Regions from separate parts of the Homo sapiens genome. Here region 2 is linked to region 1. Evidence: read pairs that join two places in POLR2A ChIA-PET (ENCODE). Cell type or tissue: endothelial cell of umbilical vein. All regions are shown on one strand. Each heading gives the region's core, and the rest is flanking DNA. Links, peaks and the distances in the headings are about the cores only. Region 1 overlaps DPH5 (diphthamide biosynthesis 5). Region 2 overlaps SLC30A7 (solute carrier family 30 member 7).

Region 1 (5,390 bases), core at 103-5,102:
ACAGGGGTGAGGAAGCTGCAGAAAAATTGTTCCAAGCTAGCCGAGGTTGGTTCATGAGGTTTAAGGAAAAAAGTTGTCTCTATAACATAAATGTATGAGCTGTGGAAACAAGTTATCCAGAAGGTCTAGCTAAGGTAACTGATGAATCACTACACAGTAGATTTTCAGTGTGGATGAAACAGCCTTCTATTGGAAGAGGATGCCTTGTAGGACTTTAATTGCTAGAGAGGAGAAGTGAATGCCGGACTTAAAAGGACTGGCTAACTCTTGGTAGGGCTAATGCAGCTGGTGACTCTAGATTGAAGCCAGTGCTCATATATATAGCCTTATGAAAATCCTAGGTCCTGTAAGAATTATGCTAAATCTATTCTCCCTGTGCGCTGTAAGTGGAACAAGAAAAGCTGAATGACAGCACATCTGTTTACAGCATGGTTCACTGAATATTTTAAACCCACCCTTGAGACCTGCTGCTCAAAAACATAGATTTCTTTCAAAACATTATTGCCATTGACAATGCACTTGGTCACCCAAGAGCTCAGGCAGTGTACAAGAAGATTACTATTGTTTTTATGCCTGCTAACCCAACACCTATTCTACAGCCCATGGATCAAGGAGTAATTTTGACTTTCAAGTCTTTCTATCTAAGAAATATATTTTGTGAGGCTGTAGCTGCCCTAGATAGTGATTTCTCTGATGAGTCTGGGCAAAGTAAATTGAAAACCTTCTGGAAAGGATTCACCATTCTAGATGTCATTTAAAATATTCATGATTCATGAGAAGAGGTGAAAATACCCACATTAATGGGAGTTTGGGAGGGGTCGATTCCAACCCTCCTGAATGACTTTGAGGGCTTCAAGACTTCACTGCAGGAAGTAACTGTAGATATGGTAGAAATACCAAGAGAACTAGAATTAGAAGTGGAGCCTGAAGATATGAAGGAATTACTTCAATCTTAGGATAAAACTTGAACAGATGAAGAGTTGCTTCTTATGGACAGGCAAAGAAAGTGGTTTCATGAGATGAAATCTATTCTTGATGAAGATGCTGTGAACATTGTTGAGATGACAACAAAGGATTTAGAATATCATATAAACTTAGTTGATAGATTACTAGCAGGGTTTGAGAAGATTGGCTCCAGTTTTGAAAGAGGTTCCACTGTGGGTAAAATGGTATCACACAATGTTGCATGCTACAGAGAAATCTTTCATGAAAGGAAAAGTCAATCAATGCAGCAAATTTCATTGTTTTATTTTAAGAAATTGCCACAGCCACCCCCATCTTTAGCAACCACCACCCTGATCAGTTAGCAGCCATCAACATGGAGCCAAGACCATCCACTAGCAAAAAGATTAAACTCACTGAAGGCTCAGATGATTGTTGGCATTTTGTAGCAATAAAGTGTTTTTAAACTAAGGTATGCACATTTTCTCGACATAATGCTGTTACACACTTAACAGACTACAGTATAGTATAAACATAACTTTTATATGCACTAAGAAACCAAAAAAATTAATGTGGCTGGCTATATTTTGATATTCACATTATTGTGGTTATCTTGACCCAAACTTGCAATATCTTCATGGTATACGTGTATATTCTGCCTTATATTTTAAATACAAAGACAAAGTCTTCAAAATAGAGCAGTGATTCTAGTTATGCCCTAATTTAGAATTTTAGAGCAGTAATTTTAAGAATTTAAAAGGGCTCTGAGACCAAAGAGCTTAAGAATTGCTGCTCAAGAGTTAAGTTGCTGAGCTTATATTTCATAGATGTCTTTTTCACGTATTTACAGGACAGTGGGCAAGTAAAGGTCCCTTTCTTAAGTAGCTGCCAAGGCTGCTTTAGGAGTGTTACAGTAGCAACTCAGCATTTTGAAGGGCATGTTTAGTCTTGCATTTTCTTGCTAAAAAGCTCAGATGAAAGCCTTATGCAGGTGTGTGGAAGAATTTGAAGAAAGGCAGTGCTCCTGCCTCTTTAATTGACATGAACTCAGGAAATATAGCTTTACTGTCTTAAAAGTGTTGTTTGCTTTAATCCAATCTAATCTTTTCTCACTACAGGGCCACAACACACAGTGATCTTGTTCTAAGAGCAACAAAGCTGGGAATTCCTTATAGAGTTATTCACAATGCCTCCATAATGAATGCTGTAGGCTGCTGTGGTTTACAGGTAATGCAACAAAGGAGGTTTTTCAGTGGAATTAAATAAAAATGTTTTATTTTTCCACAAATTGAAAATACATTTAATTGTATTTTATGAATCATAAAACATACTACTATTTGATACTAGGCTGCTTAGTATATACATAGACTGAATTTTTTAACACTAATTTTTTTATGCTAGGTTTTCCCCCTTATTGGAATCGAATGTTTAGATTTAGCTAGAAAATGATTTTAACCTTAAATCCAACTTGTACTTACATAAAAAGGAAAATATAAACTAATCCAAATGACATACTCAGCATTGTCGAGGCCCATGATTTTTCATATAGTATTGTTTTGTGTGCTGTCAAGAGCATTGTGATGCTGCATTTCTTAATAGAATCAGTATAAAAGCTAAAAGCCAGTGATATGGGCTTTTAAACCAGGTTTGCAGTTATTGATGTGTAAAGTTAGTTATTTTTGTGTCCAACAGTCTTGGTTCTGAGGGGTTAGAGTGCCCCACAATTGTTTCCAAGATTTACTTCTTAGCTACTATCATTTATATCTTTATCATTTATATCTTAGCTACTATCATTTTCCAAGCTTGGTGTTTGTATTCTGATGTTCACACATGGATAATCCATGACAACTATGACTGCTGCTTGGCTAACAGTGGTTTTAAGACATCATCAATTGTTAAGACACATTCCTATTTTCAGATATATCATAATAGGAAAACAACATGCATCTTAGAAGCTGTGAAATAAGTATTTCCCAGTGTGTCTTCCTGAAACACATAATTTAAAAATAGATATTTTCAAGAAGATACATTAGCATCAGGCACCAATGCTATGTCTGTAGCTTTAGAGGACTATATTTTCTGTATGACTTGGAGAGAATAGTTCAATTTAATTGACTAATACTGGCTTTTTATGTCAAAATGTTGCCTGTGTTTATGAAGAACTAGAGAAAAAGTATAAATGATTGACCTGACCTGACAGTATTCACCACTTGCTCTTAGTTGTTATGTTTAAATTAGCATGGAATTTTGCTATCTTTTTTGTCCAAAATGCATACTTTTTAAAAAACCTTGCCCATTCAAGTCTTTTTTTCCCATTTTGAAACCCTTCTGAACATTTCTGTGTTGGAGTAAGTCAAATGCTGTTCATAGAACTATAAAATGTTAGCACTACAAAGAATGCTATAGGGATGGAGAAAATGATGCCAAAATATGTTCCCAAGGTCATTCAGGTAGGTAGATGGAGCTAAAACTCTTGATCCCTAGTCCAGTATTCTTCCCTTCTGGGGGTGTCCAAGGGAGAGAGTACAGTCATGGGTTCTTAGTTTCTGTTGCTGGTTCGGCCAGTAAAGCCCCTTCCTCATCCCTCTTTTCTGCTTATCACTAGAGACAGAAACTAAAAACCATGGCTTCAGGCTGCTAAAAGCCTAAAACAAAACAAAACAGAAAAACAACAACAAAATAAGGCAGACTGGACAAGCTTGTGACAATGCTGCCTTTTAAGAACTGATGACGGATGGCTGGGCGTGGTAGCTCACGCCTGTAATCCCAGCACTTTGGGAGGCCGAGGCAGGTGGATCACCTGAAGTCAGAAATTCAAGAACAGCCTGGCCAACATGGTGAAACCCCGTCTCTACTAAAAATACAAGAATTAGCTGGGCGTGGTGGCAGGGACCTGTAATCCCAGCTACTGGGGAGGCTGAGGCAGGAGAATCACCCTAATCCACAAGGCGGAGGTTGCAGTGAGCTGAGATCGCGCCATTGCACTCCAGCCTGGGTGACAAGAGTGAAAACTCCATCTCAAAAAAAAAAAAAAAAAAAAAGAATTGATAATTGCTAGAAGAAAGAAAAAAAGGAGAGAAATTATCATTTGATAAATAAAGATATGTAAACCTTAAGCTAATAGGACATACATTTTTACCATATTTCATATAATTTTGTGTCTTGTAAAGAAAGTTAACTAGCCCTTTCTCCATATTTTGCTCTAAATTAAGCTATTTTTAATTAATTTTTTTGCTTCTTTATTAAGCATAAAAATAGAACACATCCCATATAAATCTGTTTTATAGACTGGTTAAAACTAAACCTGGGTGACCCTGTCCTTCTGATCCTCCACACTGATAGACAGGTAAAGTGTAATTGTTCTCGTGTCTAAATTGGGTGAAGGTATTTGAGTGGGAATTTACGGTGAGAATTAGCAGTCTTTATGTAAGCACCTACAGTCATATCCACATATATTATTTTTCAAAAAACTTTCTCACAATTGTGTATGGGATTTCTCTAAACAGCCACACACCATTTTCCCCCCAGCTTAGTTTTATTATCTAATCTGGATATGAAATGGCTATTTGTGTGAAAAACAGGAGGTGCCTTTTAAGGTTCTGTCTTATATAGTGATCACATTTCTATGAAGATATACTTCTTATACCACTGAAATTATTCATATCAGAAGAGGTAATTGTTGATTCATTTTTGTACAGTTTTTTAACATAAAAAGCATTAAAAATCATATGCATGACACACTTAAATTTTAAAATAAATGTATAGATATCCTGCATAATGCAAGTACTTTGACAAAGTCTTCTTCCTTATAATAGCTGGCCTTTTTCTCTTTACTTTTTGGACTAGCGCTTATGGAAGAAAAAATAACCTAAATCTGTGGTTCTCAGACTTAGTATTTATTAGAATCACCTAGAGGGCTTGTAAGACAGGTTGCTGGGCTTCATATTCAGACTTTCTGATATAGTAGATCTGGGATGGGGTCTGAGAATTTGTATTTGTAACAAAGTCTCAGGTGATACTGAAGCTATTGCTACAGGTACCATACTTTGAGAATTACCAACCTAGACAAATTAAAAACTTAGAAAGTGAAAGAACTGTGTTGTCTTTTTTTTGGCATGGCAGGATTGGAAGAGTAGGTTTTTAATTCCCAGTATACACTTGTTAAATGTAGGATGTTGAGAGGTTATCTTGCCATGCTCTCTTGCTCAATTTTTTAAAAGGGAGATAAGAACCACTGTGAAAAGGCATTCTGTCATCTCCATGAAAGAGCTTTCCATGAGTTCAAAAACAGCCATCAAGTTATTGAACAGAGTAGATTAAAGAGTAGCAGTATGAAATTTCTAACCTAGAAATAGACAGACTTTTCAGCTATCAATTTATCAACCCCCTTTGAACTATTCTGTTGTTTTTGTTATTTTCTAAAGAAACAACATGCAGAGTTCAGAATC
Region 2 (5,390 bases), core at 60-5,059, 53 kb after region 1:
CTCCCAAAAACATATCCCAAATGTGAAGAAGAATATTTATCTTCACCGTTACAACTGTAATCTAAACCACCATTGTTTTTCATTTAGAGGACAATAACTTCATAACTGGTTTTCTTTGCTTTCATCCTCGCTAGAATATGTTCTCTTCATAGAAAACACAATAATCTCTTAAAAACATAGGATTTATGACACTTCTATTGCCTAAAAGCTTTCCAATGCTTCCCACTGAGTTAGAATTAAATCTAAATCTATGACCCAAAACCCTAAGTGATCTTGCTCCTGCCATTCTCTCCAGGCTTTCAAGCCATTCTTCCCTTTATTTAATATGCTCCAGCCACAATGGCCTTTTTTATTCTGTTCTTCAAACACAAATTAAATCCAGCCATAGCACTTTTACATTAGCAATTTCCCTTGCCTGGAACATTCTTCTCCAGTATTTTCATATGGCTAGCTCTTTCTTGTCTTCAAGGTTTCAATTTCCTTGAATATAACTTCCTTAGTGAATCTAAGGTAGCCATCCATGACTATCACATCACTTTGTTTTATTTCTACTATATTCTCATTGATATTTTCTTATTTATCTACTTACTGTTTAGTTACTGTATTTCCCCACTGGACTGTAAGTCCCATGAAACAGAGGCACTGTCTGTCTTGTTTACCATCACCTCCCCAGTACTTTAGAAGAGTATCTGGTAGAGTGGGAGCTCAAAAACTCTATGTTGAATGAATATCTCTGCTATAGATATTCTATATTTTTAAAAACTGCTCAATTTCTAGATCAGAACAATTTCTACCACATTTTCTTTAGTAAAGTTCAATATTTTCCGACAATTTTATTCTGGTTTGTATAAATGACATTTCATGGTCAGCATTCAATCTTGGAAGAAACAGTCAATTATACACACATGTTACCCATATTTGTGAAAGCTGAAAATCAAGAGATTGAAAACAGCATAAAATCCAATGGTTTGGAGTATTTGAAACTCACCCTCTGATAGCACTGAGGCAGACTATTTTCTAATAGGGGAGGAGTTCTCTGCATTAATATTCCAACAGATTCTCTTAAAAGAGGAATAACACTAAGGAAAAGGAAGACAACAATTTATTAAAGTCACATTCTGCTAATCCCATCCAGCAAGAAAGTAATAATATGCCTCCCTACGGTAGAATATAATAGGACTTACGGGAATAATATGAGAAAAAACAATCAACCAGTCATTGTTTTAGATTTTCCACGTGATCAGTAAATTATCTGAAGTAAAAATAAAAGAGCTAGAGAAAATGTATTAATGTATGAAAGAGTAAAGCTATAAAACTGAAATAATATCATATCATCTAAACCCAGCACATTTTCAACTGTTAGTTAAAATATGACTCCACGTGGTCAGAACCTTCCAAAGTAATCATAGTAGCACTGATAAGGAAAATACAAAAAAATGAATACATCAGCCTATTTGTCCAATATCAGTCATATTTCATTACTTAAAAAATATAGAAGCCTGGCGATAACCACAGATGCAGTGAAATGAACTCAGCTCCTCTAGGGATGGTGCCCAAAAGTCTGCATGTGTTGATGTAACTAGTCCTCAATTAGTATTTGAAACTACTGCTTTAGGCTATTTGGATGATTAAATGTACACAAAACAGGCCGGGCGCGGTGGCTCATGCCTGTAATCCCAGCACTTTGGGAAGCCAAGGCGGGTGGATCACAAGGTCAGGATATCGAGACCATCCTGGCTAACACGGTGAAACCCCGTCTCCACTAAAAATACAAAAAAAAAAAAATCAGCCGGGCATGGTGGCGGGCGCCTGTAGTCCCAGCTACTGGGGAGGCTGAGGCAGGAGAATGGCATGAACCTGGGAGGCGGAGCTTGCAGTGAGCCGAGATCGCACCACTGCACTCTAGCCTGGGTGACAGAGCGAGACTCTCCGTCTAAAAAAAAAAAAAAAAAAAAAAAACACACAAAACAATTAATAGTAGAATGGTGAGGGTGACTCTAATGCAATGCCTTTCTAATCTAGCACATATCCAATTCACCTTAGAGTTTTATTTTGTTTTCACTTCTGATATATTGAATCAGAATCTTTGAGGGAATGTCCAAAAAGCTCTCCATGTGATTCCAATGATTCAGACTGGTAATGTACTGTTCTACTGCTTGAAGTAGATTGAGAGGGGAGGTCAGAAATAGCTTCACTACACTTAATAGCTTAAATCAGTGCTCACTTTTAAACTTACAGAATTTCAAAATTTTCAAAGTAAAACTTCAGATAATAGCTGTAGGTGAAGAAGATAAAAAGAACATCCATCTTTCAAGGAAGAGCTCATAAGAAGAGTAGAAGCAAGTATACTTTCAGGACTGGTGTTATTTTGACAGATGGAAAGGAAAGAGAGGTACCAAGAAAGACCCAAAAGAATAGAGACAATGCTTATCTGGCTCACTATTATATTCTCAAGGTCTAGCAAAGTGCTGGTCATAAAGTGGGCCCAATTGTTGGTTAAACGAATGACAGAAAGATAATCAAATGTTTCAGACTCTGCCCTGAAGAAGGGCACAGGGCACAGGAAAGAAATGAGGAGACTGTTTTCATACTTTAAGTGCATAGTGATAAGAATTTGGACAAGGAGGGTAACCATAGGAACAAAGACAAATAGGAAAATTAAGCAAATAGAAATAACTGGTGTCTAACTGGATCTAATGAAAGACACAGTGAGAGCAATGTTAAGGACAAACAGATTACTAAAAAATATGGAGAAGATGGCAGTGATGAGGATAGAAAGCTAAATGTGGACAGGAGTTTCAGTCACATTCAAGTAAAAATATTATTTAGTCAATAGTGATTTAAGAACCAAGAAAAATTAGATGTCACCCTTAATTCCTTTTTCTCCCTTAAATCACCAAGTTCTCGTGATTTAATATCCTAAATATTTCTTGACTCAGTTCCTTCCCCTTCATTGTACTATGCATGTCCACAATAATATCCGTATCTTTTACGTGGATTATTATAATAGCTTCCTAAGTGGTCCCTTCAGCTCTAGTCTTATTTCCTCAAGTCCACGTAACAGGCAGCTTCAGTGATGGCTCCCAATGACCCTGCCCTATGTAGTATTCATGCCCTATGTAAAGTTTCAGGACTTAGTGACTTGCTGCTAATGAACAGAGTATGACAAAGTGATGAGACATCACTGCCAAGATTAAGTAAAAAGACTCTGGCCTCTGTCTTGTATACCCTCCTCGTTTGCTTTCACTTGCTCTCTCATAGCTGCTGTGTTGTGAGCTGTGCTATAGTGAGGAACATGTGGCAAGAAATTGAAGGATACTTCTTGAGAAATACTAGACAGACCCTCAGTTCAACAGCCCAAAAGGAACATAATCCTGTCAGTAACCACTTGAGTGAGCTCAGAAGTAGATTCTCCCCCAAATGAACCTTGGAATAACTGCAGCCCCGGCTGCTACCTTGATTACTGCCTTGTGAGAGATCCTGAGCCAGGCAACATAGTTAGCTATGCCCAGGTTCCTAAACCACAGAACGTATAAGATAATAATGTGTATTATTTTAGCTACTAGGTTTTTGGGTACTTCATTATGTATCCACAGATAACTAATACAACCATATTTTATAGAGACGTTAGACTAATCTACATAAAATAGGTATGTGACCCTATCCCTTTACCACTAAGAAATGTGTCAAAAGCTCCCCACTGCCTAGGGAATTAAGTGCTGGCTCTTTAACACAGTATATTTTTGGATCTGGCCCCTCTACCTTCACCTCCTATTAATCCTTGCTTCATATTTTAAACTCTCCAAATATAACATACTTGTACTTTACCTTATGCTGTTTATTACTTTCATGGTTTTGCTCAAACTATAACTTCTGCTTAGAATGTCCCTAAGCTGCCCTATAGTCTTACACTCCTTCTTTAAAATTTCAAGTGTCACCTCTTTTAGGGTATATTTCCTGATCCCAAACTGTCTTCTACACTGTATGAAGTGTCTTCTCTGTGTTCCTATGAAAAAAATCTGTGCTACCTATACTATTACTACATTGCGTGATAATTACCAGATTGTGTTTCCCCCTCCCTCTAACCAGAAAGCTGCTTTAAGGTAGGAATTATCTTATTTATGTTTGTAAACCCAGCATCTCAGATGGTGTTTGGCAAATAAATGTTTATGGAACAGAATTTGTAGCTGAATCTGTTAAACATAATTAATTCATAAATTTTAAAAGTATATCTAAGGCTAGGGATCAATACTAAATCTTAAATAATATATGGAATCATTAGCAGTTAAGAAAAGAAAGTAAAGTAAAGAAAGTAAAGTCACAGTAAGTAAAACATCTGGAAAAAGGGGAAACATTTCCAGCAACAGTAAATGCCTCAATGAAGAAAAACAGAAACAGAAAAAGGCCATTAGATTAAACAATGCAAATACTGGCCGGGTGCGGTGGCTCACGCCTGTAATCCCAGCACTTTGGGAGGCCAAGGCGGGTGGATCATGAGGTCAGGGGATCGAGACCATCCTGGCTAACACGGTGAAATCCCGTCTCCACTAAAAATATAAAAAATTAGCTGGGCGTGATGGCCGGCGCCTGTGGTCCCAGCTACTCAGGAGGCTGAGGCAGGAGAATGGCGTGAACCCGGGAGGTGGAGCTTGCAGTGAGCCGAGATAGGGCCACTGCACTCCAGCCTGGGTGACAGAGCGAGACTCCATCTCAAAAAAAAAAGAAAACAACAACAACGCAAATATTGTTTGAGGCCATCCACTGTAACATTTCAGGAACAGTAAAAGCCAGGTTGGAGAAAGAGAAAAAAAATGAGTAGAAAACAACTGCAAATGGACTTAAGGATTTTGACAGTGAAGAATATTGGTTATTCATTCATCTAAACTAAAGAGTGGGATCTGTTTCTACCTACTGTGTTGCTATTAAATAGCTGAAGACTTCCTGTGTTTACAAAAAAGGCAAAGAAAAAAATGATGGCATATTAATTAGGTACAATTCAACCATCATTTTTCTTTACTCTCTCCATCCTCATTTCTCAGGAAAAAAAAAGAATCCATCACAGAATGTTTTCATATATTAAACTTAAAATTTTTATCTTTTCCTAACTGTACTCAGAAAATGGGCACAAAAATTGTTCTCCTTGAATTATGTTTGAGAATTAGAAAAAAGGTTTTTTTCCTACCTACCTCGTAAGTTTAGTTATTTTAATAATTTCTTCTCCAATCTCAATCTAGGGAACTATTAACAATGTTTAGATATCTGACGTGAAAATTACACTCATGGAAACCATGACACTTGGGTTCTGATTCTGCCATTAAATAGCTTTAAGCAAATCACATAGTCTTCCAGAGCATCAGTTTTCTCATCTATAAAATGAAGGAGTAGACTAA

Evidence for each region. Peaks named below come from ENCODE experiments on the same cell type or tissue, not always from the same donor. Only the 100,000 strongest peaks of a DNase experiment are listed, where the experiment ranks them.
Region 2: POLR2A ChIA-PET joins it to region 1 with 5 read pairs; 7 of 35 experiments call an interaction of 5 or more read pairs at or near these places.

Annotation. Positions count from the first base shown.
Region 1 is chr1:101,010,489-101,015,878 of GRCh38, reverse strand. DPH5 (diphthamide biosynthesis 5) reads left to right here. Exons shown (of 8, transcript NM_015958.3): 4 at 2,061-2,169. Among named protein-coding and RNA genes, the nearest start is that of DPH5, 13 kb to the left of the region's middle. In endothelial cell of umbilical vein, for the core only: no CTCF peak of the experiment used is centred there; no DNase peak of the experiment used is centred there.
Region 2 is chr1:100,957,517-100,962,906 of GRCh38, reverse strand. It overlaps SLC30A7 (solute carrier family 30 member 7), which reads right to left. Exons shown (of 11, transcript NM_133496.5): 9 at 989-1,079. Among named protein-coding and RNA genes, the nearest start is that of SLC30A7, 64 kb to the right of the region's middle. In endothelial cell of umbilical vein, for the core only: no CTCF peak of the experiment used is centred there; a DNase peak (open chromatin) is centred at 3,066; H3K27ac peaks cover 1,724 bases.